Linked DNA regions of Homo sapiens: region 1 is linked to region 2. A link is an interaction called in ENCODE POLR2A ChIA-PET data of the cell type or tissue named here. Cell type or tissue: OCI-LY7. All regions are shown on one strand. Each heading gives the region's core, and the rest is flanking DNA. Links, peaks and the distances in the headings are about the cores only. Region 1 overlaps RANBP10 (RAN binding protein 10). Region 2 overlaps GFOD2 (Gfo/Idh/MocA-like oxidoreductase domain containing 2).

Region 1 (15,393 bases), core at 3,349-11,348, 69 kb after region 2:
TAGATTAATACAACACTGAAAAGGGTATCAAATATTTGAGATACAACAAGTAAGAACACAGAAGGTGTTGACAGGCTGGAAAAAAAGTCAAAATACTACCAGATGAAATTTAATTACAAGATGTGTGAGGTCTTGGATGGGGGTCTATAAAAAGCATCCACTAAGGAGATGGATGTCTAAAAACAGCCTAAGGGCTTGAGGTGACATTAAAGTGGCCATCTGCTCTCTATGGGACCTTGGGACTTGACTGACAAAGAGTTCATGGCCCTTTGGTGGTCCCGGTGTACATGAAAGGCCTGAAGGAGAGAGATGCAGGTGCAGAGGGAACAGTAGAGTCTGCCCCCATCCGTGAGCAAAATGTGGGCAAGCTGGAGGGATGTGAGGAAGGCAGCTATACAAGGGGGCAGGTGAAGTGGGGCTTGGATACAGGGTGAGAGCCCACAATAGTGGCCCCTGGGACTTTGACAGCAGAACCCAGAGCCAAGAAATAGCGGAATCAGAGTGCAGAGTGGAGAGTGAAGAGCTGTCTTGAGGCCCTGGCCCACCCTCTATCCACTAGCTCCTCACCATCTGGTCACTAGCAACTGCAGCCAGGTGGTCATCAATTTCAGAGGAGGGTTTCTCTGATGTGCACCTAGGTCAGCTTAGCAGTGTCCGTGCTATGTTCTCGGCTGCCTAGCTACCAAGGCTTTCCTGCCAACTCTTGGCTGGGGCATCCAGTTGCAGGAATGCTGGCTCCTAGGCATGCAGCCCCAGCCATCAGCACTCCAATTCCCACTCAGGTCCCCTGATACTAGCTGTGCTCATCTCCTGGAGAAGTCATAGAGGGGATGTGGAGAGTTGCAGCCACCTTTTTACTGACCCTCAAGGCAAGGGAAATGGGACTTCTAGGAGTTGGGTTCCAAGCAAAATGCCCAACTCCCTTTCCTGGCAGAGCTGCTGGCAGCTGGGCTGGTAGAGTTCTGCCAGTCCTCTCCTCACTATACCATTCCATTCTGGAGAACTAGGGTGTGTAGATCGGGGACTTCTGCAAACCCAGGCAGGCAGACCAGGCTGTTAGTCACCACCTCAGGGCCAATGTGGCCAAATACCAGTTAGCACCTGGTAGGCACGGCATCAGAATAGCCAAAGTCTCTTCCTCTCAAGCCCTAATCCTAAATGTCTACGCATGTACAGGAACGCTCCTTCCAGGGATCCCACGGGCCCCATCCTCTTCCACTGATTGCTATTTCTCCTGGGTTTCTTCTCCTGGTTAACAACAGTACTAATCCAGCCATTTTCTCACCTTTCCTTCTTGCAAGTGCACCCCATCTGTCACCAAGCCCTGCAGGGCCACATCTGGGCCTTTGTCCTGCACCCATCCCCACTGCCTTACCTCAGGCCATCTGCCTCTTCCCCTGGTCTTTACTCTGGTCCATCCTTCATGGTTTCACCAGAAGCCTTTTTCAATGTAACTGCCCCGGCTGCTGCTCATTCACCAAGAACAGACCAGAGGTCTGGCCCTATCTGACTCCCACCTGTCTGTTTACCTCCTGGACTAGTGCCACCCTCACTGCTGCTCCACAGCAACCAGCACCAAAGTCTGGGCCAGGTCACAGGCACGCAAACCACCACCACGCAACCTATGCAAGGGTTCCCCAAACTTCTCATCCAACGCCAAACCTTGCTCCAACAAGTGCCACCAAAGCCAAGATCACGACCAGGATACTGCTGTACTCTCAGCATCCTCCCTGGGCTGGATAAACGCAGCTGACTGGCTGGATGAACAAAGGCGTGCCCCTGCTACCCTCTATTCACCTGAAAGGGCTCCAATGCCTGGAAATGGTGCGGTACCCCAGAGCTCAGCAGAGGCGACACTGCCTTGAGCACTTGCCCCTGAGCCTCTCACCAACCAAAGTGGCTCCACAGAGCAGAGCCTCCAAGGTCCCTTATGCACACACCAAGGCTGTGGCCATTCTTGGTGTAGAAGCAGGTGCCATTGATGAGGTTGACACAGCAGCCGATCACGTCTCCTGTGGTGAATGTGGGACCATAGGGCTGGCCAGTCCCCGAGGAGCAGAACGAATGCCCATCATCACCATGGTAACCATAGGAATGTTTGTCCCAACCTGTGGGGGAAGAGAGCAGCAATAACTGAGTAGGTACTTGAGGGAGGAACAAGACAAGTCACAGAAGCCCACCCAGGTCTCTCAGCCTCTCCTCAGCCTGCCCCACCTCTGTCAGCACTCTTGGCTTCTAGCAGAGCCACCAATAGACAGAGTCTGGCTGTGAGTCCAGCAGGTGACTGCCAAAGTAGCTGATGTAGCCCCACAGAGGAATGATCCCATGCTGCGGTTAACAGGAACCAAAACCATCAGTGACCCGGAAGGAACATACCAGAGGGTGGTACAACAAGGAGGTGGTCAAGGGAAGCCTTGTGAAGGAGTGGGAGCTGGAAGTAACCTTGGAAGTGTATCTGGCAGGTTGTTTAAAATGTTTTTTTTGTTTGTTTGTTTTGAGACGGAGTCTCGCTGTCATCCATGCTGGAGTGCAATGGTGTGATCTCAGCTCACTGCAAGCCCCGCCTCCCGGGTTCACGCCATTCTCCTGCCTCAGCCTCCAGAGTAGCTGGGACTACAGGCGCCTGCCACAACGCCCGGCTAATTTTTTTTTTTTTGTATTTTTAGTAGAGACGGTGTTTCACCATGTTAGCCAGGATGGTCTCAATCTCCTGACCTCGTGATCCGCCCGCCTCAGCCTCCCAAAGTGCTGGCATTACAGGAGTGAGCCACCGTGCCCAGCCGATGCCCAGCTAATTTTTTTGTATTTTTAGTAGAGAGGGGGTTTCACCGTGTTAGCCAGGATGGTCTCGATCTCCTGACCTCATGATCCGCCTGCCTTGGCCTCCCAAAGTCCTGGGATTACAGGTGTGAGCCACCGTGCCTGGCCTAAAATGTATTTTATATTGAGGATTAGTTTACATATAGTAAGATTCTCTCTTTTATTTTTATTTATCTATTTTTTTTGAGACAGAGTCTCCCTCTGTCACCCAGGCTGGAGTGCAGTAGTGTGATCTTGGCTCACTGCAACCTCTGCCTCCCAGGTTCAAGTGATTCTCTTGCCTCAGCCTCTGGAGTAACTGGGATTACAGGTGTGCGCCACCATGCCCAGCTAATTTTTGTATTTTTAGTAGAGACGGGGTTTCAACATGTTGGCCAGGCTGGTCTTGAACTCCTGACCTCAGGTGATCCTCCAGCCTCGGCATCCCAAAATGTTAAGATTACAGGCGTGAGCCACCGTACCTGGCCGATTCTCCCTTTTAAACTGTACACTTCAAATGAGTTTTAACAAATGTATACAGTTGCATTACCACCACCACGATCAACACACAGAACATTTCCATCACTCTAAAGCTGAGCATGGTGGCTCATGCTTGTAATCCTAACACTTTGGGAGGCTAAGGTGGGAGGATCACTTGAGGTCAGGAGGTCAAGATCAGCCTGGGACAACATAGTGGGACCTCATCTCTATAAAAAATTTAAAAAACTGTCCAGGTGCGGTGGCTCACGTCTATAATCCCAGCACTTTGGGAGGCCGCAGTGGGTGGATCAACTGAGGTCGGGAGTTCAAGACAAGCCTGACCAACATGGAGAAATCCCGTCTCTACTAAAAATACAAAATTAGCCGGGCATGGTGGTGCATGCCTATAATCCCAGCTACTCAGGAGGCTGAGGCAGGAGAATCACGTGAACCCAGGAGGCGGAGGTTGCAGTGAGCCGAGATCGCGCCATTGCACTCCAGCCTGGGCAACAAGAGCGAAACTCTGTCTCAAAAAAATAAAAAATAAAGAAATTTTAAAAATGAGCCAGGTGTGGCTGGGCATGGTGGCTCGCACCTGTAATCCCAGCACTTTGGGAGGACGAGGCGAGCGGATCATGAGGTCAGGAGATCAAGACCATCCTGGCTAACACGGTGAAACCCCATCTCTACCAAAAATACAAAAAATTAGCCAGGCATGGTGGTGGATGCCTGTAGTCCCAGCTACTCAGGAGGCTGAGGCAGGAGAATGGCATGAACCTGGGAGGCAGAGCTTGCAGTGAGCCGAGATCGCGCCACTGAACTCCAGCCTGGGCGACACAGCAAGACTCCGTCTCAAAAATAATAATAATAATAAATTAGCCAAGTGTGGTGGCGCCTGCCTATAGTCCCAGCTACTTAGGAGGCTGAGGCAGGAGGATTATTTAAGCCCAGGAGTTCAAGGCTGCAGTGAGCTATGATCATGCCAGTGTACTTCAGCCTGGGCAACAAAGTGAGACCCTTTCTCCTCCAAAAAAAGTTCCCTCAGGCCTCTTGGGAGTCAATTTGTTCCATCCATTCCCAGTCCCCGGCAACACTAATCTGATGTGTTCCTATGGTTTTGCCTTTTCCAGAATTTCACATAAATGGAATCATAGAACATGAGGTGTCTTGCCTGGCTTCTTAGACTTAGCACAATGCATCTGCGATCCATCCATGTTGTTAGGAGAAGCAGTGTTCCATTCCTTTTTATTGCTGAGTAGTACTCCATGTTATGGATACACCCCAGTTTTTCTATCTGTTCATACACCAGTTGATGACATTTGAGTTGTTATAATTTTTAGCTATTATGAATAAAGCCAACAAATATTTGCTTTAAGGTATTTGCACAGACATATGTTTTCATTTCTCTTGGGTAAATACTTACAAGTGGTATTACTGGGTTATAAGATAAGTGTATGTTTAATTTGATAACAAACTGTCAAACTGTTTTCCAAAGTGGCTGTGCTATTTTGCATTCCAACCAGCAATGTATGAGTTCCATATCTTCTTCAGTATTTACTATTCTCAGTTTATTTTTTTTAATTTTGGCCTTTTAGTGTATATATAATGGTTTTAATATCATTGTGGTTTTAATATACATTTTCCCTATGACAAAATATACTGAGTATCTTTTCATGTACTCATTTGCCACCTATTTGTTGGAAAACTATTCAACTGTTTTTTCAAATTTTTAACTCATTTTTTATTGGGTCGTTTATTGTATTGCACTTGTTTATCGTATTGCACTGTAAAGGTTCTTGATGTAGTTTAGATACAAGTCCTTTTATGTTTTGTGAGTATTTCTTCCAGTCTATGGTTTATCATCATTTTTGTTTGTTTGTTTGTTTGTTTGGTGAGAAAGGGTCTCACACTCTCTCGTCCAGACTGGAATGCAGTGGCCCAATCTCAGCTCACCACAATCTCCACCTTCCAGGCTCAAGGGATTCTCCCACCTCAGACTTCCGAGTAGCTGGGATTACAGGCACGCGCCACTACCAGCAGGCTAATTTTTGTATTTTTAGCAGAGTCGGGGTTTCACCATGTTGGCCAGGCTGGTCTCGAACTCCTGACCTCAAATGATCCACCCGCCTCGGCCTCCCAAAGTGTTGGGATTATAGGCATGAGCCATGGCGCTTGGCCTCATTTTCTTTTCTTTTTTTTTTTTTTTTTTTTTAAGACGGAGTCTCACTCTGTCGCCCAGGCTGGAGTGCAGTTGCATGATCTCGGCTCACGGCAAGCTCCGCCTCCCAGGTTCACGCCATTCTCCCACGTCAGTCTCCCGAGTAGCTGGGACTACAGGCGCCCGCCACCATGCCTGGCTAATTTTGTTTTTGTATTTTTTAGTAGAGACGGGGTTTCACCATGTTAGCCAGGATGGTCTTGATCTCCTGACCTCACGATCCACCCACCTCAGCCTCCCAAAGGGCTGGGATTACAGGCGTGAGCCACTGCGCCCGGCCCTCATTTTCTTAATAATGCCTTTCGAAGGTGGGCTGTGATCGTTGACTGGGACTGTGTTGACTCTCTAGATCAATTTGGAGAGAATAGGTAGCTTAACAATACTAATTATTCTGGCCGGATGCAGTGGCTCAGGCCTATAATCCCAGCACTTTGGGAGGCCGAGGCAGGAGGACTGCTTGAGCCCAGGAGTTTAAGACCAGCCTAGCCAACATGGTGAAACCCTGTCTCTACCAAAAATACAAAAAAAATTAGCCGGGCGTGGTGGCGGGCGCCTGTAATCCCAACCACTCAGGAGGCTGAGGCAGGAGAATCGCTTAAACCCAGAAAGGCGGAGGTTGCAGAGAGCCAAGATCACGCCACTGCACTCCAGCCTGGGCAACAAGAGCGAAACTCCGTCTAAAAAAAAAAACAAAGTGCATGGTACTCAGGAAGGAAAAAATATATATATTACTATTATTTGTACAGATAGGGTCTTTCTATGTTGCCCAGGCTGGTCTCAAACTCCTGGCCTCAAGCAATTCTCCCACCTCTGCACCAAGGTGTTAGAAAAGGGGAGAGGGGAGTGAAAAAGGAAGGAGGATGTGCAGGCAAAGGCATGAGTACAGGTGGGGCAGGAGTGGTGGAGCTGCAGAAGGGTTCGACTGCCTGGCTAAGGAGTAGAAATGGAACCCACAGAGCCATGACAAGCCCAGGACCTGCACAGGCTGGGGAGGTGATGGGCTGACAGGCAGGTCTACTCCCCAGGCACCCCTCCAGGTAGCTTCCCCAGTGTCTGCCTGCTTCCTCCTTGGGGCCTAAGCAGCATACCATAGGAACATGCTTAAGCACATCCCTCTCCTCCCAAGTGGCATGGGTAGAGGCTCTCTCCTGAGTAGAGGATCTGAGTAGCCAGAAAGCAGGGCAAGGCTCAAACATTCACAGCACATGTTGTGTACGTGAATAGGCGAGGGCACAGGGTGTGGCCAGGCAGCAAGCAAAGGTGTGGGAATGAGAAAAGAAGGATAACAGGGCCAAGGGCTGACAAGAGAGGCAGAGAGTGTGACTGGAGAGGTGACACAGCCCAGACCCTGGAGCCTAAACTCAGCATTTAAATCAGCGAGCACAAAGGAAGTTGTCCCCTTGGTCACAGCACCCATCCCAAGCCTAGTGTACCCTGAGCTTTCACATCTTTTTATCCAGGAAGCCTCTATTTAAACAAAGATTCTCCAGCACCCACAGCGGGAAACAGGCCAAGACTGAACGGCTCTCAGAAACTGGTGGAGGCCCTCAGCCCTGCTGGTGCCTCCTGCATCTCCCCACCGCCATCACCAGGAAACCAGTGTGAGAGCTGCTTGAGACTGGCTTTAGGAGGGCCAAAGCCTCTACCTGGATCCAGGCTCTATTCTCACCTTCTGAATTCCCCAAAGACATTGGAACTGCCTGGCTCAGGGAACATGTTGCTGCTCTGAGCATCAACTCAGCTCCTAAGCTCACCAGGCCCAGCAGTGGGAGAGGCCTTTCTGTTTGCTAGTGGGTATGCAAATCATTTGACCTCAGAGAAATAGCTCTTTTGGGACAGAACAATGCCCATTCCCCACCAGAGGCAGGCTCATGAGGCCGTCACAGTCAAGGCCTTTTCTCAGGCATCAACTCGGGAGACACTATGGCTCCTGATGGCAGCGGCTGTTCCCCTGGTCTATAGCAGGCTATAGATGAGGGTGGCCAGCTGGACAGCAGTGAGGAGCAAAGTGAAAATCATCCCTCCAGGTCTAGCTCAGACTGTGGTGGCCCCAGGCATGCCCACCAGCTTGCCCTGACAGGATCCACAACCATGGGCCACACCAGCCACAATAGCCCTCCTCCTACCCCTGCCCCTCATCCCTCAGATAGAGCACAGGGATTTCCCACTGCAAGGCAGTAACTGACAACAATGTGGCAACCTGTTAGGAGGGCACCCATAACCCTGTGTGTTTGGCACAGCACAACAGATGTTGCCAGGGGTCTGGGATGCCAGGAGGTAAGGTGGGGCTCTCCTCAATGCTCCTTGACCTGCACAGCCCCCTAAAGCCAAGTCCACTGCTTATGTGGCCATGGGGGCACACCCCATCCAGCAAAGCCACTGCCCATTCCACCCTCCCCAAATAGTCTTTCAGGAAGGCTGCTTGCTGCTCCTCCAGGTCCTCTTAGAACTATGCCCAAGAACTAGTGGTATCCACTCTGTCCTCCCCTCTTGCCAGTGCATCATGATCCAGTTCAAATTCCTGCCTCCTGGAGTCTTTCATAACATCTTTTGGTTCTCCCCTTGCACACTGCCCATATCCCTGGTCCACTGCCTGGTGCCTACCAAACCTCTTCAATCACCAGTCACTGTTCCCGGGACTGTCCATGCCCCCTCCCCCAAGATCATGAGCTCCTTGGTACAGGGGCCAAATGATCTCAGGAAAGTTCCTCCAGTGCCCAGCATGTCAGGAGTCTGACAAGTGGTACAGGTGTGTGCACAAGCACATATGTGTGTTTATGTGCCACCAGTGACCAGCCCCAGCTGTCAGCCTGCCTCTTTCTCACACAAGGATGATCCTGTATGACAGATTTTTATGCAAATTTTACTGTCCAGGAGGTATAAGACATAAGCTGGAAGGTTTCCTTTTTTCACTTTCTTTTTTTTTTTTTTTTTTTTTTTGAGACGTAGTCTCACTCTGTTGCCCAGGCTGGAGTGCAGCGGCGCAATCTCGGCTCACTGCAAGCTCCGCCTCCCAGGTTCACGCCATTCTCCTGCCTTAGCCACCCAAGTAGCTGGGACTACAGGCACCCGCCACCACGCCTGGCTAATTTTTTGTATTTTTAGTAGAGACGGGGTTTCACTGTGTTAGCCAGGATGGTCTCGATCTCCTGATCTCGTGATCTGCCCGCCTCGGCCTCCCAAAGTGCTGGGATTACAGGCGTGAGCCACCACGCCCAGCCCCTTTTTTCACTTTCTCAGGTTAGAACAGTAGATACTCTAGAAAACCTAACAACAATTTGGTCATTTGATTTATGAAAGCTCATGAAATCACCAGGAAGAACCTACTTAGTCAGTGATTCAAGGATATTTGGGAGATATTTTTGTCTCAGTGTATGGGAGTTCAATATCCACTATGAAAACAACAGATGCTTAAATTTTCAAAGACCTAAAATTAAAATAAGTATTTTAAACACTTTTCTTTAAAAATAAACTATATAACTATTTTGACAAAACGAGCACAGAATTTTTAGATTTTGCCTGTAATCCCAAGCACTTGGGAGGATGAGGTGGGAGGATCACTTGTGGCCAGGAGTTTGAAACCAGCCTGGCCAACATGGTGAAATCCCATCTCCACTTAAAAATAGAAAACTTAGCTGGGTGTGGTAGCACATGCCTATAGTCCTAGCTACTTGGGAGGCTGAAGCATGAGAATCACTTGAACTGGGGAGGCGGAGATTGGAGTGACCTGAGATTGTGCCAATGCACTCAAGCCTGGGCAACAGAGCAAGATGTTGTCTCAAAAAAAAAGGCCAGGCTCAGTGGCTCACGCCTATAATCCCAGTACTTTGGGAGGCTGAGATGGGCAGACCACCTGAGGTCAGGAGTTTGAGACCAGCCTGGCCAACATGGAGAAACCTCATCTCTACTAAAAATACAAAAATTAGCTGGGCGTGGTGGCGTGCTCCTGTAATCCCAGCTACTCAGGAGGCTGAGGCAGGAGAATCGCTTGAACCTGGGAGGTGGAGATTGCAGTGAGCTGAAATCGCGCCACTTCACTCCGTCTCAAAAAGAAAAAAAAAAGAAAGAATTTAAAAATTTTTAACTCTGGCTATAAATATGGATTTTAAATTAAAACAAAAACCAAAGAGCTCAATTAAAAAAAAAAAAGAATCAATTCAGGATTCACCATCACCTCAGTTTGGCTAGAAAAGAGATAAGTTTTCTGCTTTTCCAATTCCCAAATGATTTATCAATTTTTACAGATTTTCCCAGAGGGGAAAAATACACAGTACCTGTTACAGGCCGGATAAGACCCCCACCCCAAAGATGTCCATGGTCTAATCCCCAGAACCTGTGACTATGTCACCTTTCATGGTAAAAAGGATTTTGCAGAAGTGATTAAGTTAAAGCCCTTGAAGTAGGGGATGACAGTGGATTATCCAGGTGGGCCAATGTAATCACAGGGTTCTTTATGAAATGGAAGATGCCTCACTGCTGGCTTTGAAGATGGAGGATGCAGCCATGAGTCAAGGAACACAGGAGGCCGCTAGAAGCTAGAAAAGGCAAGGAATGAATTCTCCCCTAGGGCCTCCAGAAAGAACGCAGCCCTGCCAATATCTGGATTTTAGAATTTCTGTTCTCCAGAACTGTAAAATGATTATTTCAAGCCAACATTGTTACAGTAGCAACAGGAAATCTGAACCTATTCTGGTAAGGGGTCTGCCATTACAGAGCTGTAATATATCTTCAACTGAAGCTATCAATATTTTTTTCCAGACACAATAAGTGTCTGTGTGTATATATAAGGTATATACCTTATATATATATATATTTACACAAGGATGTGTGCAAAAGGCAGTTGGAGGTTGAAAACAGAATGTTGCATACCTCATTTAGTATCACTGGCTGCTGCAGCAGCATGGTTTAAGGCCACCGTGTTGCCTTCACATCCTCTGGAAAGGACAAGCACTATCTGCTTGCCACCAAATAACTAACAAAGGCCTGCCCCAGGGAGTTTGCAAAGTGGGAGTAGGAAGTGTGAAAGGAATAAAGACAGGGAAAATGTAAATAAACAAATAGGAAAACAAGAAATACCTGGTAGATCAAGTATGCTCTAAAGAAAACAAGGCTGGGCTGGGTGCAGTGGCTCATGCCTATAATCCCAGCATTTTGAGAGGCCAAGGCAGGAGGATTGCTTCAGTCCAGGTGTTCGAGACCAGCCTGGGCAACATGGTGAGACCCCATACCTACAAAAAAATACAAAAACTAGCTGGGTGTGGCGGTGTGTACTTGTGGTCCCAGCTACACAGGAGGCTAAGTTGGGAAGATTGGATCATGCCACTGCACTCTAGCCTGGGAAACAGAGAGAAATCTCATCTTAAAAAAAAAAAAAAAAAAGGCTGTGTGCAGCGGCTTATGCCTGCAATCCCAGCACTTCGGGAGGCCAAGGCAAGTGGATCGCTTGAGCCCAGGAGTTTGAGACCATCCTGGACAACATGGTGACACCCCACCTCTACAAAAAATACAAAAAATTAGCCAGGCGCTGTGGTGCGCACCTGTAGTACTGCTGAGGAGGGAGGATCCCTTGAACCCAGGAGTTTGAGGTGGCAGTGAGCTATAATCGTGCTATTGCACTCCAGCCTGGGCAATAAAGATTCTATTTATAAAAGAAAAGAAAATGCAAAGCCAGATGATGGGCTAGCAATGGGAGGGGGGATGAGGACTGACTGGAATGGGGTAGTCAATTGAGTTCTTGCTGAGAGGGTGACTCCTGAGCAGAGGTCTGCTGGACAAGAGGAACAGAAGAAAAAACCTTCGGGGTAAAGGGTATGAACTCAGCATGTCTGAGAAACAGAAAAGCATCCAGTGGGGCTGGAGCTGAGCGAGACTTAGGAAAGACTCAGAGCAGAGTGGGCAGGACTCGCCAGGTGTGGGTGCAGCTAATGTGAGAGGAAAAAAGGATGGCATCCAGGTTTCTGGCCTGAGCAAACAAGTACATGGTGGCACCATTTATCAAGAGAAAAGGAGGCTGGTCGCGGTGGCTCATGCCTGTGATCCCAGCACTTTGGGAGGCTGAGGCAGGCGGATCATGAGGTCAGGAGATCGAGACCATCCTGGCTAACATGGTGAAACCCCGTCTCTACTAAAAAATACAAAAAATTAGCCAGCGTGGTGGCGGGCACCTGTAGTCCCAGTTACTCAGGAGGCTGAGGCAGGAGAATGGCGTGAACCGGGAGGCGGAGCTTGCAGTGAGCAGAGATCGCACCACTGCACTCCAGCCTGGGCGACAGAGCAAGAGTCCTTCTCAAAAAAAAAAAAAAAAAAGAGACAAGGAAGATGGGTGGAAGGAACAGGCCCTTCGGAAGTGCTAAGCTTGAGATGTCTTATTAGACATCCAAGTAGCCAGCGGCTGAACAAGGCAGGTAAGATGGTGGCAGGTCCAGGGACTTCGTGGCTCCTTCTCAGATGTAGAAAGTCCGTGATGGGGAACACTCATTAAACAGTGGTGTGGACAGAAAACTTTGAGTGAAGTCACTGGAGGATTTTCCTCCTGTGTTGTCCTGATACATACAATGGTTTTCTGTTTTTCCTTTGTGAGAAAGATTCAGGCTAGCTAAGGGCTACAAAGGACAGGACAAACATGCACCAAAGGCACCAGAAGCCCAAAGGAGTTGAGGAGATGATGGATTCAGTCATCCACCCCTTGTGAACCTGCTCCCCAGGCCTTGAGAAGTTGTACAGTGGAGAGGAACTGGCACTACACTGCCGTCTTGAGAAACTGGAAACCAGAAGGCCAGGGCTTAGCCCCGGCCCCATATTTTGCAGTGAGTCTGTTGTCAGCCTCAGGCTAGGATCCTCACACAGGCAGACTGGCCTCTGTTAGAAAGAGACTGTAGCCCTGGGTGCCAGGAAAGCCAGTGGGGCTGAAGTGCTTCTGCTCTCTGGTTCTGGCCACAGCACTGTTCTTCCCGTGATAGGCCCTGGCCAGTCACTCATCCTCAGACCTCGGACCCTGGTTCCCTTCTCTACAAAATGAGAGAAGAGGGAGTAGGCATGGTTGTCAAAGGGCCCTGGATGTCTACTTGTAGGAAACATTCTAAGACTCCAACCCACTTGCAGGTATAAATCCCATCAGAGGACAGAGGAAACTGAGGCACTAAGAGGCTGACTGGAGGCCTGTGGTCATGTAAATAACACTTCTCCCCTCCTCTGAGGGACACCCAGGGGAGCACCAAGCAGGTACTTGTGATGGTGAAGCCACCTCCTCCTTCCCGACCCAACCACCAAGCACCATGCCTAGGGTGCTGCCCTTCCCATTAAGGGGGGGTCCAGCAATTATGCCTGGGTGAGCAGCCCCTCCAGCCCCACCAACTTCTGCTTCAGAACTGGACAACCCTTTTCCCACTCCCACCCTGAAGCCAAAGTCAGCAACTTTCTAAACATGCACCCCTCCCTAGGTGGGTCTAGAGAGAGGATGGAGATGTGCCTAGAAGTGAGAGTTGTGACCTGCACTATGAGGCCAGAGATGGCTGTCTCAGAGGGGACTGGGATGTGAGGGCCAGAAAAGAACAAGTGGGCTGGGCACGGTGGCTCACACCTGTAATCCCAGCACTTTGGGAGGCCGAGGTGGGTGGATCACCTGAGGTCAGGAGTTCAAGACCAGCCTGGCCAAGATGGCGAAACCCCTTCTCTACTAAACATACAAAAATTAGCCGGGCATTGTGGTACATGCCTGTAATCCCAGCTGCTCGGAAGGCTGAGGCAGGAGAATTGCTTGAACCTGGGAGGCGGAGGTTGCAGTGAGCTAAGATCGCGCCACTGCACTCCAGCCCAGGCGACAGAATGAGACTCTGCCTCAAAAAAAAAAAAAAAAAAAAAAAAGGACAAGTGGACATGGCTGCTTGGGTCAGGCCCTGCAGGGAGATACATCCGGCTGGCTCTGGGTCAGAAGGATGCCTGAGGCCACATGATGGGGACAACACTCTGACAGAGAGGACCACCCAACTAACCATTCTTCTGTCTCCAAAGAGAATAAGCCTTGTCACTTGCCCAGAGAGAAGTGATGGGCAGTTAGCCTGGCACCCATACACAAAAGTCTATGCCCGGCCATGTCAGGTACTATGAAATGCCAGTGATGCAAGGAGAAACCAAGCCACATTTGAACCAGCAGGCAGGAGGCCCCAGGTGGCCAGTGCAGATGCTCTGGCACCACCCACTTCCCCCTGCATTGTCACTCAGACAGAAAGTCACAGTCACAGAAATGCCAGGGTGGCTGCAGAAATCATTTATCACCTTGGCACTCCCAGGTAACATCCCTGGACAGTGCCCTAGAGATGGAAGACTCCTGTAGGGTGCCAGGGACTCCAGCGTGACCGTTCCAGCAGCCCACCCATGCCACTACCATCTGCCAGGGCAGATCCAAGGCCTCAGTCCCAGGCAGTGAGGAATGGAGAACACTCCTACTGCTGAATGGAAAGATTTCCTCAGAAGCCGCAAGTTAGTCTGGAACCCTGCAAGGGGCTAGGGCTGTGCCTGACCACCAGGTTCTGGTCCTGGCCCACGGCTGACCAGGACACAGGGGCCAGCTACGTCTCCCTCACAAAGATAACCTGAGGCCAGGCGCGGTGACTCACGCCTGTAATCCCAGCACTTTGGGACGCTGAGGCGGGCGTTCAAGACCAGCCTGGCCAAAATGGTGAAACCTCGTCTCTACTAAAAATGTAACAATTAGCCAGGTATAGTGGTGGGTGCCTGTAATCCCAGCTACTTGGGAGGCTGAGTCAGGAGAATCGCTTGATGCCGGGAGGCAGAGGTTGCAGTAAGCCAAAATTGCACCACTGCACCCCAGGCTGGGCGAAAGAGTGAGACTCTGTCTCAGAAAAAAAACAAAAAACAAAACAAAAAACACCCCAAAAAGCTAGCCTGAGCACTGATCACCAAGCCAGTCATCTCTTCCCAACAAATGGGTCCCAGTCATCACTCACTGTGGGTCAGAAAGACTCGAGCTCGAATCCCAATTCTGTCACTTCTTAGCCCCCAAGTTCCCTTGGCTGAACCTCTCTCTCGGGGATGGCAGGAAGATTAAAAGAGAATGTGTGCCAGGCGCAGTGGCTCACGCCTGTTATCCCAGCACTTTGGGAGGCCGAGGTGGGCGGATCACCTGAGGTCGGGAGTTCGAGACCACCCTGACCAACATAGAGAAACCCCGTCTTAACTAAAAATATTTTAAAAATTGGCCGGGCGTGGTGGCGCGTGCCTGTAATCCCAGCTATTTGGGAGGCTGAGGCAGGAGAATCGCTTGAACCTGGGAGGCAGAGGTTGCGGTGAGCCAAGATGGCGCCATTGCACTCCAGTCTCACCAGGGAGATTCCCTTTCCTCACCATCTTAAACCCTGGCTCTGCAGTAGAGTCTGGGCACTTCACATGTTCTGCTCCCTTCTGCCCAAAGGGAGCGGGTAGGGGTGGAGCTGGTGACTAGCCCCTCTCCTAATGAATGGCCACCGACGGCAGCCCCAGACCTGCTCCATTCTTGTTTCTGGCCTCCTGGGGAAGCAATCTAACCCTTGCAGCGCCAGGCAGGGTTCAACAGCCATGCCCAGTGGCTCTCAGAATGTCACTCTTGAGGCTGGCTGTGGAGGGATGAGTGCTGCGCTGGCTTGGCCAGAGTGCTTCCTGAGCATGGGGCCGTGTCCAGGTACATTGCGGGACATCATGGCAGGGCTGCTCCACAAGGGTGGTCACTCACACAGAGCCATCACTCTCCAGAAATCCAGCAGACAGATGCTGTCCCCATAACCTCAACTATCTTAAAAAATCTGGCAGGACCCACGGCCTGGAGCAGCTCAACAATGGATAATGGGAAAGCAAAAGAGATTTTTTTTCATTCAGCAAATGCTGTGGGGTGGCATCAGAGA
Region 2 (15,393 bases), core at 3,815-11,814:
ATTTGGAAACAGGTCCTGGGAGATGCTACTGCCTTCTTCCAGGAGGGGGTGCTGCCGGACAAGTCTAGAACCAGTGTGGGTTCAGTCACCCATGGAGACCAGAACCCTGTGGGCTCCCTTGGCCACAGGCATCTGGGCACATCTGTCTTCCCCATCCCCAGTGTGGGACTGACCAGCTCTGATGCCCAGGATAACTCGATGGTAAAGACGTCTGAGGGAAGGGGCCATGCACCACTCTGGCCGTGAATCTAGGCTCTGGGGATTCCCTCAGAGGAACCGGGGTCCTCATTAAAGCAGCTCTGCATTCAGCCCACTGCAGTACCCTCCCCCCAGCACATTCTGGGAACCCGAGTGCCATTCTGGGTTGGCCACATGGCCCTTTCTTATGTGGGAGCATCTAAGTCAGGCTTGTGCTTTCCTGGTCAATTCCCACATTTCAGAGTGACCTCGACATCCTAGCAACACATGGGAGGACTGAGCTGAGCTAACTGTCCCAGGGACAAGGGGGCAGCCTCCCCTTTAACCTTCGGTGTCCTGCCTGGTGGTGGGTGCTATCTGCATTTCACCTCCTAGTTCAGGCCAGGCCGAGGCTCCTGCCACAGGGAGGGGCAATGCCGGGCCCTCAGGTCTGAAGATTCCCAAATGCTGGGAGGAAGCGTGGTTCAAGGTCAGGCTCTGTGGTTAGATGGTCCTGACCAGGCTCCTGGCTCCATCATGTACAATCTACAGGAGGCAAGTAGCTTTGCCCTCTGTGCCTCCATTTTATGATCTGAATGATGAGAATATTTACCGTCAGAGAGTGGTTTGGAGGTTAAGGGAAATAATAACATACACGTTTGCCCTGAGGGTCAGCATGCAGTAGGCACACTCCAACCCTATCCCTTGTTATTCCCTCTCACAAGGACATCTGAATCCAGGAAATTACAGGAAAACAAGCCTGGTGACGTCTAGAAGCGGTGCCAAGAGGAAGAGGAAGCCCTCCCTGGGCTTTTCTGGCAAGGAGCCCAGGGCAGGGAAGAGGGCGGAAGGTTAGAGAAGGGAACAGAACTTGGTCCAGGCTGAACGATCCTGGCAGGCTGGTCAAACAAGCAAAGGGGAACGCATGTCTTTTCTCAACACCGTGCCCCCCCGCCCCCACCCCCCGCCGCCTCTGGCAGAGCTGGGTAGAAGGCTGGCCCTGTGCAGAGCACAGTCAAGAGCATGGTGGGTGATTGGCCCTCGGGTCCAGCCACAGCTGCTCCATGGGGCACGCCTGGAGCTCTTCCTCCTCCTCCTCACCCTGTGCCACCTCCCTGAAACCACTCCTCCCCGCCACCTCAAGAGCACTCTGGCAGCCAACACCGTGACATTAAGAACAGAACCCCTCCTAACCTCCACCCCAGTGAGGCCCCAAACTCTCCCGCTATCTGCTGAGACGGCAGGCCCAGCAGCAGCCCATTAGGAAGTCCTGAGTCCTGTTCTCTGAGGAAATCTTTTCTTCTGAGGCTCCTGGGATTTGGCTATGAGGGAACAGGCAGGAGACGAGGGCTGGCAGGGGCAGCGGCCCGTGTGGCACAGTTGGCGGTGATGACCCACGCTGGCTCCGAGCTGCTGTGGAGCAATGAGTAGAGAAAAACCCCCTACCAGCCAGAAACAAGCCTTTCAGTATTAAAGAAACCCAACCTACCAAACAAAAACCACATGCCATGTCCTATTTTCTGAATTATTTATTAACATTTCTCAGATGTTCTAAAGCCCTCCCTTGCCTCCTCTCTGCCAAACCAGGGCCCTCTGTCCTACTTCAAAAGCCCAAGAGCTCACTTAATAAAGCAAGCCCCAGTCCCCACCTGGGAAGGGCCTGGTCACATGGGAGGGCAGGTGAGGGTCCCTGAGGGACAGCTTGTTGCCCTCACTGTTCCTGAGATGCCCCAGCCCAAGAACGAAACAAAACTTCTCATCATTTCTCCTCAGGCCTCAGCCGAGCTGGCCCCTCTTGTGCTTTCTCACCCTGTTAGGACTGCGGATCAGGCTGAAGGGCTCCCCAGGGTGAGCCTTTCCTGGTCCGACTCACTGGCATCACCATGAGGAGGCCTGGCGGCAGCTCTGCCCTGTGCACACCGTGGTAACCTGGCAACAGGAACATTTGCCACCCTGCAAGTCTGAGGAGCAGATGAGCCACTGGAGGGGGCGAAGTCCCAGAGCCACCTCTGGCTTCACCCAGACTCATTAAATGAAAGACACTGTCTCTGCTAGGGCCAAGTCCCTGTCATGTCTGGCTCCTGTTCCCCTCCCTGGTCCCTCTGCCCTGTGGCAAGGAGCCCAGGTGCAGGCTCATAGGTTGTTCCGCTGAAGTGCCTCACACAGGTTCTGGTTGGTGTCGGGCTCCTCCGTCAGCACCTCCACAGCCTCCCACTCCCCGGATCGGCTCGACCTCTTGATGGCATCCACCACGCTCTGCATGTACAGCCCATCCTCGAAGGAGGCGGCCATGGAGACAGGGGTGCGGTCCCAGGTGCGGCGGTCGCCCTGCCCCTGGAAGGACTGGCGCAAGGCCTGCACCATGTAGACCATGCCCTTCAGGTACAGCAGCGGGACATCCTGGGGCCCCTGCTCAGGCAGTCCTGCGCCCACTGCCAGCGAGTCCCTCAAGAGCAGCTCCTCTTGCGTGGCAGAGTTCTTCTGCCCATAGAGGTCGGCTCCCCGGGCGACGAGGCGTCCTGCAGAGCCTACCACCATGACTTCATGCACAAAGGCGCCTGGCATGTTGAAGTTGAGTGTCACTGTGCTACACACACCCCCACCCATGAGCATCTGGAAGAAACAGAAGTCATCGCTAGTGACGTGCCGGATGCCACGGATGGCAGCGTTCTGCCTCACGAATGTCTTGAGCAGCCCGTGCACCTTCTCGGCTCTCCGGCCGGTCAGGTGGGTCAGCAGGTCCACAATGTAGGTCCCCATGGTGTGCAAGCCCCCGCCGCCCATGAGCTCATCACAGATCCAGCCATAGCTGGGGCTCAGCAGGCTGCCTGAGTAGATGCGGGCATCACAGATCATCACCGCTCCCACATAGTGTTCCGAAATCAGCTGTTTCATGCGCACGAAGGCAGGCAGGAAGCGCAGCACGTTCCCTACCAGGCTCATGAGCTGCGGGTAGTAGCGCGAGGCTGTCACCATCCGGAAGGCATCCACCGATGTTGCTGCCTTCTCGCAAACCACATTCTTCCCAATACCTAACAACAGGACACAACAGGAAATCTCAAAGTTTCAAGGGGGAATCTCCAGCATGTCCGCCTGCCCTGAGGATTTTGGACTTCTCTGCCTTACAACTGCACGAACTAATTTTTTTTTCTTTTTTGTAGAGGTGGGGTCTTGCTATGCTGCCCAGGCTAGTCTCAATCTCCTGGCCTCAAGCGATCCTCCATCTTGGCCTCCTAAGTGGGACCACAGGTGTGTACCACCACGCCTGGCTAATTTAAAATTTTTTTTTTGTAGAGATGGGGTCCTCCTCTGTTGCCTAGGCAGGGCCCAAGTGATCCTCCTGCCTTGGCCTCCCAAAGTGCTGAGATTACAGGTGTGAGCCACCATGCCTGGCCCCAATTTCTTCAAATAAATCTCTGTCTTAAACACCCTATTGGTTCTGTTTCTCTGGAGAACCCTGAATAACACAGGTGGGCTAGAGAGGTGGGCACACTTCATGGACGTGTCTCTATGTTGTCATGCATTTATTAGGTCATCAGCTTGGGGCAAGGAAATCTAACCTATTTTCTAGGGGATGGACTATTCATAACTTCTACTCTTAGTCATAACTCCAGAGAGGGCCCTAAGATTCCCTGCAGATTGTTCTCTGAAAACACTGGTCCAACAAGTTAGAGTGGCCCAAGGCTAGAACATGTTTGGCTCCGGCAGGAAGGGAAGGAAGTGAGAATACCCTTTTTGCCCTCACACCCATTCTGGGTACGCTGCAGCCAACACGCACCCAGAGGTAAACAAAGCTGGACAAAGCCCTGAGGAGAGTGCTAGAGGATAAGCAGCTGGGAACTGAAGGGATGAATGCTGCTCCATGTTTCAAGATGAAAGCTTGTGAGGATATGAGCAGCCATGAGACACTAACACCTGCAGTGTTCCTGCGAGCTTTGTGTGGTTCAAGTCGAAGGAAATCCTGTGCTAATACTTTAAATAGAAAACTTAGAAAGCCCAAAAAGCAGTATGGACTAGACACATACAGAAGTTTACAAGTCATAGTAAGCCAGAAAGGGTAAAGACACCCTGGCAAAAACCCACGAAAAAGCTCTCCAATGTGCAATAGCTTCTCGGAATAAAAGCCAAAGTCCTTACAAAGGCCCCACCCATAAGGTCTTGATACATGATCTGTGCACTCCTCCAAAATTTTCTTTTTAAAAAAATATTGAGATAGAGTCTCACTCTTGCCCAGGCTGGAGTGCAGTCGCATGATCTCGGATCACTGCAACTTCCGCCTCCTGGGTTCAAGCGGTTCTCCTGCTACAGCCTCCTGAGTAGCTGGGATTACAGGTGCCCACCACCACGCCCGGCTAACTTTTGTATTTTTAGTGGAGACAGGGTTTCACCATGTTGGCCAGGCTGGTCTCCAACTCCTGACCTCAGGTGATCCACCCGCCTTGGCCTCCCAAAGTGCTGGGATTAAGGCATGAGCTGCCATGCCTGACCACTCCAAAATTATCTTTTTGACTCTTTGCCTCCTGTGGTCTCTCGGTTGCTCATCCTGCTCTAGCCACTGAATGTGAGATGGGGGCTGCTGTGCAGAAGGACTTGGGGATTGGGGAGAGGCAATGATCACGAAATGCTGAAGGACTGAGAAGGCAGGGGTGGGTTAGGAAACGAGACTGAAAGCATTACACAGAGCCTACATGCAATGTGGAAAACTGGATACCAAGTCTTGGGCTGGACTAATTCATGTGCTTACCCTTCTAGTTGAAGCCCATCTGGGCAATGTGTGCACCTGGGCTTCTCCTCCACAGCCATCCAGGCTCCACTCTGGCACTCCACAGGTACTTCCTGGTTGGAGGGGCAGCCTTAGGCCTGGATGCCTGTGACCTGGGGCAACCGGTCACAAGAATGTGCCTTCTCCAGGTATGTGCATCTTCAGTAACCATGGTGCTCATCTTCCCTCAGGCCCCCAAACATTTTCTGAATGTTTTCAGATGAGGTAATGGTTAAGACACAGATTATTTCTGATGGCTCACTGCAGGGTGCAGCTTACCCTGATGGACCAAGATGGATTCTGTTCACACAGGCTCAGGAGGGGCCAGCTTACAGCAGAAACAATAGTAACTACAGACAATAAATCTTGCAACAAAAACTAAGAAAACTTCATAGAGATGGCCAATGTCTTGGCTGGGCATGGTGGCTCACGCCTATAATCCCAGCACTTTGGGAGGCCAAGGTGGGTGGATCACCTGAGGTTGGGAGTTTGAGACCAGCCTAACTAGCAGGAAGAAACCCCGTCTCTACTAAAAATACAAAATTCGCTGGGCGTGGTGGCACATGCCTGTAATCCCAGCTACTCGGGAGGCTGAGGCAGGAAAATCACTTGAACCCGGGAGGTGGAGGTTGCGGTGAGCCAAGATTGCGCCATTGCACGCCAGCTTTGGCGACGAGAGTGAAACTCTGTCTCAAAAAAAAAAAAAAAAAAGAAAAAGAAAAAGAAATGGCCGATGTCCCACATGATGGATGGGCCCCAGGACAACTGACTACCCAGGAAGAGTCAATTACTGGTGCTGGACTCAAGCTTTGGAGCCAGAAATTCCTGTGCTCAAATCTTGGCTCTCTCACTTCACTGCTAGATGATCTGGGAAGTTTCTAAACTTCCCTGGGTTTTTGTTTACTACTATAACTGTAAAGCAGGATTTTACAGTTACAGGGGAAGAAAGGAGGACTAAGGCAACCAAAGCAGTATATGTAAAGTACCTGGCTCAGTACAGCTCTGTCAACAGTACATTTTATTACCATCGCCAAGGGAGGGATTCAGCCAATGTCGTAAATACAGAGAAAAAAAGCCCATTGTGACTTGGATTTTAAGACTTGGCTGGGCGTGGTGGCTCACGCTTATAATCCCAGCACTTTGGGAGGCCAAGGTGGGAGGATCACTTGAGTTCAGGAGTTCAAAATCAGCCTGGGCAACATAGCAAGACCTAGTATTTATTAAAAATAAAAAATAAGCCAGGCGTGGTGGCGTGTACCTGTAGCCCCAGCTACTTGGGAGACTGAGGTAGGACGATCCCTTGAGTCCAGGAGATTGGGGCTGCAGTTTGCTGCGATCAAGCCACTGCGCTCCAGCATGGGTGACAGAATGAGACTTTGTCTCAAATAAATAAATAAATAAAAGACTCACATAGAAACTACATTTTCCAGGTAAATAATTTCTTTTTTTTTTCTTTTTTTTTTTTTGAGACAGAGTTTTGCTCTTGTCGCCCAGGCTGGAGTGCAATGGTACGATCTCAGCTCACTGCAACCTCTGCCTCCTGGGTTCAAGTGACTTTCCTGCCTCAGCCTCCTGAGCTAGCTGGGATTACAGGAGCCTGCCACCATGCCCAGCTAAGTTTTTTGTATTTTTAGTAGAGATGGGGTTTCACTATGTTGGCCAGGCTGGTCTTGAACTCCTGACCTCAGGTGGTCCACCCACTTTGGCCTCCCGAAGTGCTGGGGCGTGAGCCACCGCGTCGGCCCCAGGTAAATAATTTCTATGTTCTGTACTTTGAAAATCTGATTTAGTTTCTTCTTCCTTTTTTTAAGAGACGGGGTCTTGGCCGGGCGCAGTGGCTCAGGCCTGTAATCCCAGCACTTTGGGAGGCCGAGGCGGGTGGATCACGAGGTCAGGGGTTCGAGACCACCCTGACCAACATGATGAAACCCTATCTCTACTAAAAATACAAGAATTAGCTGGGCGGGGTGGCAGGCGCCTGTAATCCCAGCTACTCAGGAGGCTGAGGCAGGAGAATTGCTTGAACCCCGGAGGCGGAGGTTGCAGTGAGCTGAGATAGTGCCATTGCCCTCCAGCCTGGGCGACAGAGCGAGACTTCGTCTCAAAAAAAAAAAAACAACAACAACAACAAAAAAAAACAGGGTCTTGCTTTGTCACTTAGCTGGAGTGCAGTAGCGGGATTCTGGTTCACTGCAGTCTTGGTCTGAGCTCAAACAGAGCCTTCCTCCCAGCTTTCCAAGTAGCAAGGACCATAGATGAGTGACAGCACGCCCAGCTGATTTTTAAACTTTTTGTAAATACAGGGTCTTGCTACATTGCCCAGGCTGGTCTCAAACTCCTGGCCTCAGGTGATCCTCCTGCCTTGGCCTCCCAAAGTGCCAGGATAACAGTCATGAGCCACCATGCCCAACCCATGTTGATTTTATAATGTCTTTTTAGAAAATCTAATTTTCAGGCTGGGTGAGGTGGCTCACAGGTGTGGCAGTGCACAGCTGTAGTCCCAGATACACAAGAGGCTAGGGTGGAAGAATCACTTGAGTCCAGGAGTTAGAGGCTGCGGTGAGCTATGATCAAGCCACTGTACTCCAGCGTGGATGACACAGCAAGACTCTGTCTCAAAAAATAAATAAAATCAAAACGAATACAGAGGAGTTGTTTTATCATACGTACTGTTTATTAGGCCTCTCCGAGAGTCAGGCCCAGCCTGGCCCCCTGGTAGCTCACATACTGACCAAGCCCACAGGAGACAAATTGGTGCCTCTGGTCAACCCTTCCCCCTCCTCTCACTTCCTACCCCCACCTCTGCCACCTTGACCCTGAAGAACCCCACAGAGCATCTGTCATTTGTACTTATGGGCATCTTACGTAGGTCTAAACTCCCAGGATTACAAACCTCAGTGCTGCAGCAAGGAACAAGGCATGTGGATTGGTAGTCTATGACATCATTCAATCTCTTCAATTTATTTATTTATTTTTTTAATACATATTTTGTTATTATACTTTAAGTTCTAGGGTACATGTGCACAACGTGCAGGTTTGTTACATATGTATACATGTGCCGTGTTGGTGTGAATCTCTTCAATTTATGACACTTCAATCTCCTGCTCTTCTTTAATAAAAGAAGCTTTACAACAGGTACTAGCAGGACAATAAAGAACAGCCAGCCAAGTGTCACATACCTGGGATAGGGTGGCCAGGCCCTTGCACGGGGCCCGGCAGGGAGAGTAGCCCCTGACTGCTAGCACTACTGCTTCTGGAGGGTCTCCAGTGCTTCTCCACACTTGTGGGCCTTCCAGATTAGGGAAGACAATCACAGTTCTGGGGGTGAATTTTGCCATTTGGCTGCTGAACACATATGGCTGACCAGGGAGGGATGTAATGAGGAAATGAGGTTCTCAGACACCCCACCTGAGAGCTGCTGTTCTGGCCAATTCAGAAGCCTCCTGCTATAATGCCTCGCTGCTGGCGACAGAGTGGATACTGCAGTGTGAGGCAGAGAGGAGGTGGGTTTAGAGGAAAAAGGACTTTTATGACTGCTAGGAGTTTGGTGGTGATAAAACTAGGATAAGGAATTCCTGTTTCATGCCTCAAGAGGTGAGGAAAGAGGGAAAGACCTCTCTTCTTGAATCTGAAAAATAGTCTGTTTTTGTTTTTTTAGATGGGGACTCGCTTTGTTACCCAGTGGTATAATCTTGGCTCATTGCAACCTCCGCTTCCTGGGCTCAAGCTAACCTCCCACCTCAGCCTCCCAAGTAGCTGGGACCACAGGTGCACGCCACTGTGCCCAGCTAATTTTTTGTATTTTTGGTAGAGATGGGATTTCATCATGTTGCTCAGGCTGGTATTTAACTCCTGAGTTCAAGCGATCTGCCCACCTTGGCCTCCCAAAGTGCTGGATTAGAGGTGTGAGGCACTGAGCCCAACCCTGAATAACAGCACTCTTAAACTTAGGGCTCAGTAGTATCAGTGTGGGACTGCAAGGACATCTTGACTTAAACAGGCTCCTGAGGGCTAGCTGTACAGAGTCTTTGGGTAGCCATGAAAGACATGTCTACCTGAGTTTATCTAGCTCTCCTGCCAGGAAGTCAAGGGAGAGATTGGAGAAGCTGAAATCTGCTGGGCACAGTGGCTCCCACCTATAATTCCAGCACTTTGGGGGGCCAAAGTAGGATGATTGCCTGAGGTTAGGAGTTCGAAACCAGCTTGAACAACACAGCAAGATCCTGTCTCTACAAAAATGTTTTCTTTTTACTTTTCTTTTCTTTTTTTTTTGAGATGGAGTCTCGCTCTGTCACCCAGACTGGAGTGCAGTGGCGTGATCTCGGCTCACTGCAACCTCCATCTCCTGGGTTCAAGCAATTCTCCTGCCTCAGCCTCCTGAGTAGCTGGGACTATAGGCACGTGCCAACACGCCCAGCTAATTTTTGTGTTTTTAGTATAGACGAGGTTTCACCAGGTTGGTCAGGCTGGTCTCAAACTCCTGACCTTGTGATCCGCCCGCCTCGGCCTCCCAAAGTGCTGGGATTACATGCATGAGCCACCAAGCCTGGCCTGCAAACTTAGTGTTTTTCTAATGAACCACAGAAGTGCCAAGAATTGGGCACAGAAGCCCACCTTTTAGTGACAGACTTAAGAAAACATTCAACTGTGGCAAAGATGCTAGGGGCACCTTGCACTTAAAATATAATTTCCTGAACCACTTCTGAACTGAAGAATAAAATATATTAGGGCCCTTCCCCTCTCCCCTTTAAGAAATTCATGGGAAAGCTTTAAGGATGAAATCGGAGGTAGAAGATGAAGAACATAGGTCAGACCAAAGCAGAAAACAAGATGCCATAAAAAGAGCTGTGATATGAAAAGTATTATCTCTGGAAGGTTAAGTCCAATCATTAATTTTAGGAAAAACTAATAATGAGGGCAAGAAATGATCTCGTGGCCTTAGAAGTAAGGTAAAAATATAAAGCTCTAGCAAGGAGAGAAAAATCACAGCACGAAGACTTGGTGAAATGTAACCAAGATGTCATTCCTTAATGCTCCTGGGCCTCAGTTTAATTCAAAATGATTGGATCAGTGGCTCTCAATCCTTCATGTCCACCAGAGTCACCTGCAAGGCTTGTTCAGACACAGATAGCTGGATCCCAGAGATTCAGTAGGTTTGGAGTGGGGCCTGAGAATTTAGATTTCTTTTTGTTTGTTTGCTTTTGAGACAGTCTTACTCTGTCACTCAAGCTGGAGTGCATGATCACTGCTCACTGCAGCCTCTATCTCCTGGGCTCAAGCGATCCTTCTGCCTCAGCCTCCCAAGTAGCTGGGACCACAGTCGCGTGCCACCATGCCTGGCTAATTTTTAAACTTTTTTGTAGAGACGGGATCCCACTATGTTGCCCAGCTGAGAATTCAGTTTCTAACAAGCTCCCAGGTGATGCTGCTGCTGGTGGAGCATACCAAGAACCAGAAAAAAAGCAAGCTTGTTGCCAAAGAACCCTGGGGTTTCCTCTTTCTTCCCGTATAGCTTGGAAATGGTCTCTGTGGGGAACCCTAAAATTCAGGAAGAAGACTGAGAGCCTCCAGAGTTCTGGCTCCGGACACACCTCACCTTTCCAGCCTGCATTCAAGCCACAAGGGATGGCAAGGAGTCAAGTGACCAATAGCGGCTTGCTTCCCCTTGAACCAACTTGCTGCTAAAGTGTTGACTTAGGTCTATTTCTGAATTCAATCTGGGAGCCACCATCTGACCTCCCAAGCATTTGGTGACCAATGAATGAATAACTCCAATGTCACACATCCTCAGAGAGAGCTCTCTGGAAGAAACAAACAATAAGGCCAAAACTTACTTGCTCCAAATTGACAACCGGACAGACTGAAGTTCTTTCTCACTTCAAAGAACATTTATCCTTCCCTACCCACTGAGCCAGAGGTGACAGACACCTTCCTATGACATTCCTCAGAATGAGGGAGGAGATAAGTAGCAGACCCTGAGGTTTGCCACCATGGCAGTGGTCAGGAAGAGTGGAGGACAACCTCATGGCACCGGTTCCTCGACCTAGAGATCTTCGGCTGCATCAAGGAGACACTTGGCTCCTATTACCTCACATAAAACAGTTACTCAGTCAAGTAAGTATGTGCTAGTTGAATTGTGACTATGTCTTCTGTCATCTACCTTGTAATGTGTGTTATTTCTAGTTGCCTCAATTGGACTATAAAATCTGAAGACAGGGAGGGGTCCAATCTAACACAGCTTTGAATGTCCAAAATGACATCAGGACAGTGACTGGCACACAGGAGGCATTAAAAAAATAATTGAGGCTGGGTGTGGTGGCTCCTGCCTGTAATCCCAGCACTTTGGGAGGCGGCCAAGGCAGGTGGATCACCTGAGGTCAGGAGCCCGAGACCAGCCTGGCCAACATAACAAAACCCCATCTGTACTAAAAAGACAAAAATTAGCTGGGCGTGGTGGCACATGCCTGTAGTCCTGGCTACTTGCAAAGCCGAGGCAGGAGTATCGCTTGAACCTGGGAGGTGGAGGTTGCAGTGAGCTGAGATTGCACCAATGCACACTCCAGCCTGGGCAACAGAGTGAGACTCCATCTAAAAAAATAAAATAAAATAATAATAATAATTTTAAAAAAATGCTGGGCATGGTGGCTCACACCTGTAATCCCAGCACTTTGGGAGGCCGAGGCGGATGGATCACCTGAGGTCAGGAGTTCGAGACCAGCCTGGCCAATGTGGTGAAACCCTGTCTCTACTAAAAATACAAAAATTAGCTGGGTGTGGTGGCAGGCACCTGTAATCCCAGCTACTTGGGAGGCTGAGGCAGGAGAATCACTTGAACCTGGGAGGCGAAGGTTGCAGTGAGCCGGGATTGCGCCATTGAACTCCAGCCTGGGCAACAAGAGGGAAACTCTGTCTCAAAATAAAATAAAAATTGCTGGCTGAATGTTTACTGGTTTGTTTACTTAGTAAACTAGGTTCTGATTTATATTAGATAAAGAGAAGAAGTTGACTCCAGTTGACTGGAAATAGAAGACCAACGGGAACTGTAGGAGAACAGCTCAGCAGGCCATGCCCAGTCAGGGGCAAGAGGTTACCAAGCCCAAAACTTCCCAAGGGAGTGGAGATGTCATGTAAGCAGGCTGTCGACGGATCCTGTCAGGGAAGCCCAATGCTGGCAGAGCCTTCCTGTCCTCCGGCAATACAAGACTGCAGTTTGGCAGGAAGGGTGTGTGCTCACTATAGTCAAACGCTGACAAAACATGGGAAATGGTAGCCTTGCTACACAGCCTCTCCTTCCTGTGGTGCTGTGTGCCCCAGAAATGGGAGAACAAACACACTAGTCACAACCAATTCCCCGCCACCCAGGGCTCTGACCTCTAACTTCACAGAGGCAAACTTTATGTTGACTGAGATGCAACCATCTCCAGCCCCTTGATGGCTGTCTCTTAGAGTATTTCCTTAATTTCTGTTCAGGGATTTACAGATGGGAGGTAGGTTAGGCTATGTCTTTTTTCATGCCCTCCCCAAGCACTGCTTCAGGGACAAGTGATGTCCCAGAGTTCTCCTCCCTGCAGATGCGAGCCCAGGAAGGAGAGCTCAGAGGAGAGGAGTGACCCTCAGAGGACTGCCCAGAGGGAGAGACATGATCTGCCCCTGCTGTGGCCTGCCGGGCGTACCTAGAGCCTTCACGGATATCTGCCGGGTGAGTGGAGGGGGGATGCTGATGCACACCAGATCCACATCTTGATGCAGCAAGATGTCATCAGTCCGGCTGGTGTAGAAGGCGATGTTCATCTCCTCAGCAAGCTGCTTCGCCTCCTCCTCAGTCTTCCCCCACAGGGCCTCAACAGTGAACCCTTCTGCCCTCAGCAGTGGGACCAGAACTCGGGCGGAGCTGCCAGTCCCAAACACGCCCACTCCTGGCAGCATCTTCATCCCAGCCTCTCTCTTTACCAACTCATCTCCTCACAAGAGCCTCTGGCATGGATATGATCTTCCAAACGTCCTGGTCAGACATGGCTCCTAGAATAGCAAACATTACACTGGTTATTACTGGAGAGGACACTCAGCTGAGGCTACTTTCTTTTTTTTTTGAGATGGAGTCTCGCTCTGTTGCCCAAGCTGGAGTGCAGTGGTGCGAAGGCTACTTTCAAATAAGGAAGTAACAAGTTCTCTGCCAGAAAAGCACAAATGAAATAGGGCTCGAGGCCAGGCATGGTGGCTCATGCATGCCTGTAACCCCAGCATTTCAGGAGGCCGAGGTGGGAAGATCACTTGAGGCCAGGAGTTTGAGAGTAGCCTGGGCAACACGGCGAGATGTCATCTCTATTAAAAAATATATATATTAAAAAATAGCCAGATGTGGTGGCATGCGCTTGTTGTAGTCCTAGCTACCTGGGAGGCTGAGGTGAAAGGATCACATGAACCTAGGAGTTCACAACTATAGTAAGCTATGATTGTGCTACTGCACTCCAGCCTGGGCAACAGTGCAAGACCTTGTCTCAAAAGAAAAAAGAAATACTGTTCCAAGATGAAACACTGCAGAATCTTCTTCTTCCATGGAGACTGAAGGATAAGAGGAAAAACGGAAAATGAATAAAGTTGAGTTTAAATCTCTGTTCTGCTACTTAACTTTCTGTGTAACCCTGGTCAAAAGATTCAACTTTCAGGGCCTTAAATGTATAATAAGGGGAGTGATTGATCTTTAAGGTTCCTTCTTGCTATAAAAGTTCATGATTCTATATATGACAAAGAAAAGAAGAGTGGAGGCCAGGCACAGTGGCTCACACCTGTAATCCCAGCACTTTGGGAGGCCAAGGCGGGCGGATCACCTGAGGTAAGGAGTTCAAAACCAGCCGGGTCAACATGGCCAAACCCCATCTCTGCTAAAAATACAAAAAAAAAAACTAGCCAGGTGTGGTGGCAGATGCCTGTAATCCCAGCTCTTCAGGAAGCTGAGGAAGGAGAATCATTTGAACCCAGGAGGCAGAGATTGCAGTGAGCCAAGATCACACCACTGCACTCCAGCCTGGGCGACAAGAGTGAGACTCTATCCAAAAAAGAAAGAAAGAAAGAAAGACTGGAGGCCGGGCGTGGTGGCTCATGCCTGTAATCTCAGCACTTTGGGAGGCTGACGTGGGTGGATCGCTTGAGGTCAGGAGTTCGAGACCAGCCTGGCCAACGTGGTGAAACCCCGTCTCTACCAAAAATATAAAAAGTTAGCCAGGTGTGGTGGTGCAAGCCTGTATTCTCAGCTACTCGAGGGGCTGAGGCAGGAGAATCACTTGAACCTGGGAGGTGAAAGTTGCAGTGATCTGAGATTGTGCCACTGCACTCCAGCGTGTGTGACAGAATGAGACTCCGTCACAAAAAAAAAAAAAAAAGAAAAGAAAAAGAAGAATGGAAAACAAAAACCAGTTCAAGAGGAAAGTGAAAGAACTAATTGCTATACAGATTAAGTATAATTAAAATTTTCATGGTAGCAAACATAGGAAAATGCTCACTAGAAAAAAAAATACCAAAAAACTTTTTTCATCAAACTGGCTAAAAGAAAAAGTATGCTTAAAGAGATTTTATTAGGCCGGGTGCGGTGGCTCATGCCTGTAATCCCAGCACTTTGGGAGGCCGAGGCGGGCGGATCACGAGGTCAGGAGATAGAGACCATCCTCACTAACACAGTGAAACCCTGTCTCTACTAAAAAATACAAAAAATTAGCCAGTTGTGGTGGTGGGTGCCTGTAGTCCCAGCTACTCGGGAGGCTGAGGCAGGAGAATGGCGTGAACCCAGGAGGCGGAGCCTGCAGTGAGGTGAGATCGCGCCAATGCACTCCAGCCTGGGCGACAGAGCAAGACTCCGTCTCAAAAAAAAAAAAAAAAAAGAAAAAAAGAAAAAAAAAAGATTTTATTAGGCTGGGTGTGGTGGCTCATGTCTGCAATCTCAGCAATTTGGGGGGCCAAAGCAGGAGGATTGCTTGAGATCAACAATTCAAGATCAGCACAAGCAACTTAGTGAGACACCCATCTTTACTAAAAAAAAAAAAAAAAAAAAATTAGCCTGGCATGGTGGCACATGCCTATAGTCCCAGCTATTTGGGAGGCTGAGGTAGAAGGATCGCTTGAGCCCAGGAGTCAAGACTGCAGTGAGCTATGACAGTGCCACTGCACTCTAGCCTGGGCAATAGAGTGAGACTGTCTCAAGAAAGGAAAAAAGGTTTTTTTGTATACAGATATTTACTATAGCATTGGCTATCATAGTGAAAAACTGGGAGACAATCTAGATGTCCAATACAAGTAATGGGTTAGATAAAGAATGCTGTGGAGTTACTGAAAACCATGAAGTAGAAGGCCCTCAATAACCTGAAAGACATTCACCACATTGTCACTGAAAGGGAAAAACACACACTATCAGAAGTATGGGGTTTTTTTTAAAAAAAGCACACAAAAGAAGTATAATAGGT

The links. Peaks named below come from ENCODE experiments on the same cell type or tissue, not always from the same donor. Only the 100,000 strongest peaks of a DNase experiment are listed, where the experiment ranks them.
Region 1: POLR2A ChIA-PET joins it to region 2 with 5 read pairs; 4 of 35 experiments call an interaction of 5 or more read pairs at or near these places.

The regions. Positions count from the first base shown.
Region 1 is chr16:67,742,348-67,757,740 of GRCh38, forward strand. It overlaps RANBP10 (RAN binding protein 10), which reads right to left. Exons shown (of 14, transcript NM_020850.3): 4 at 1,941-2,108. Among named protein-coding and RNA genes, the nearest start is that of GFOD2, 31 kb to the left of the region's middle. RefSeq lists an enhancer at 8,046-8,095. In OCI-LY7, for the core only: no CTCF peak of the experiment used is centred there; a DNase peak (open chromatin) is centred at 8,334.
Region 2 is chr16:67,672,845-67,688,237 of GRCh38, forward strand. It overlaps GFOD2 (Gfo/Idh/MocA-like oxidoreductase domain containing 2), which reads right to left. Exons shown (of 3, transcript NM_030819.4): 2 at 12,613-12,958; 3 at 1,692-3,209. The coding sequence starts at 12,871. The coding sequence ends at 2,311. Among named protein-coding and RNA genes, the nearest start is that of C16orf86, 14 kb to the left of the region's middle. RefSeq lists enhancers at 248-307, 4,222-5,178, 5,179-6,134, 10,672-11,871, 12,918-12,977. In OCI-LY7, for the core only: no CTCF peak of the experiment used is centred there; no DNase peak of the experiment used is centred there.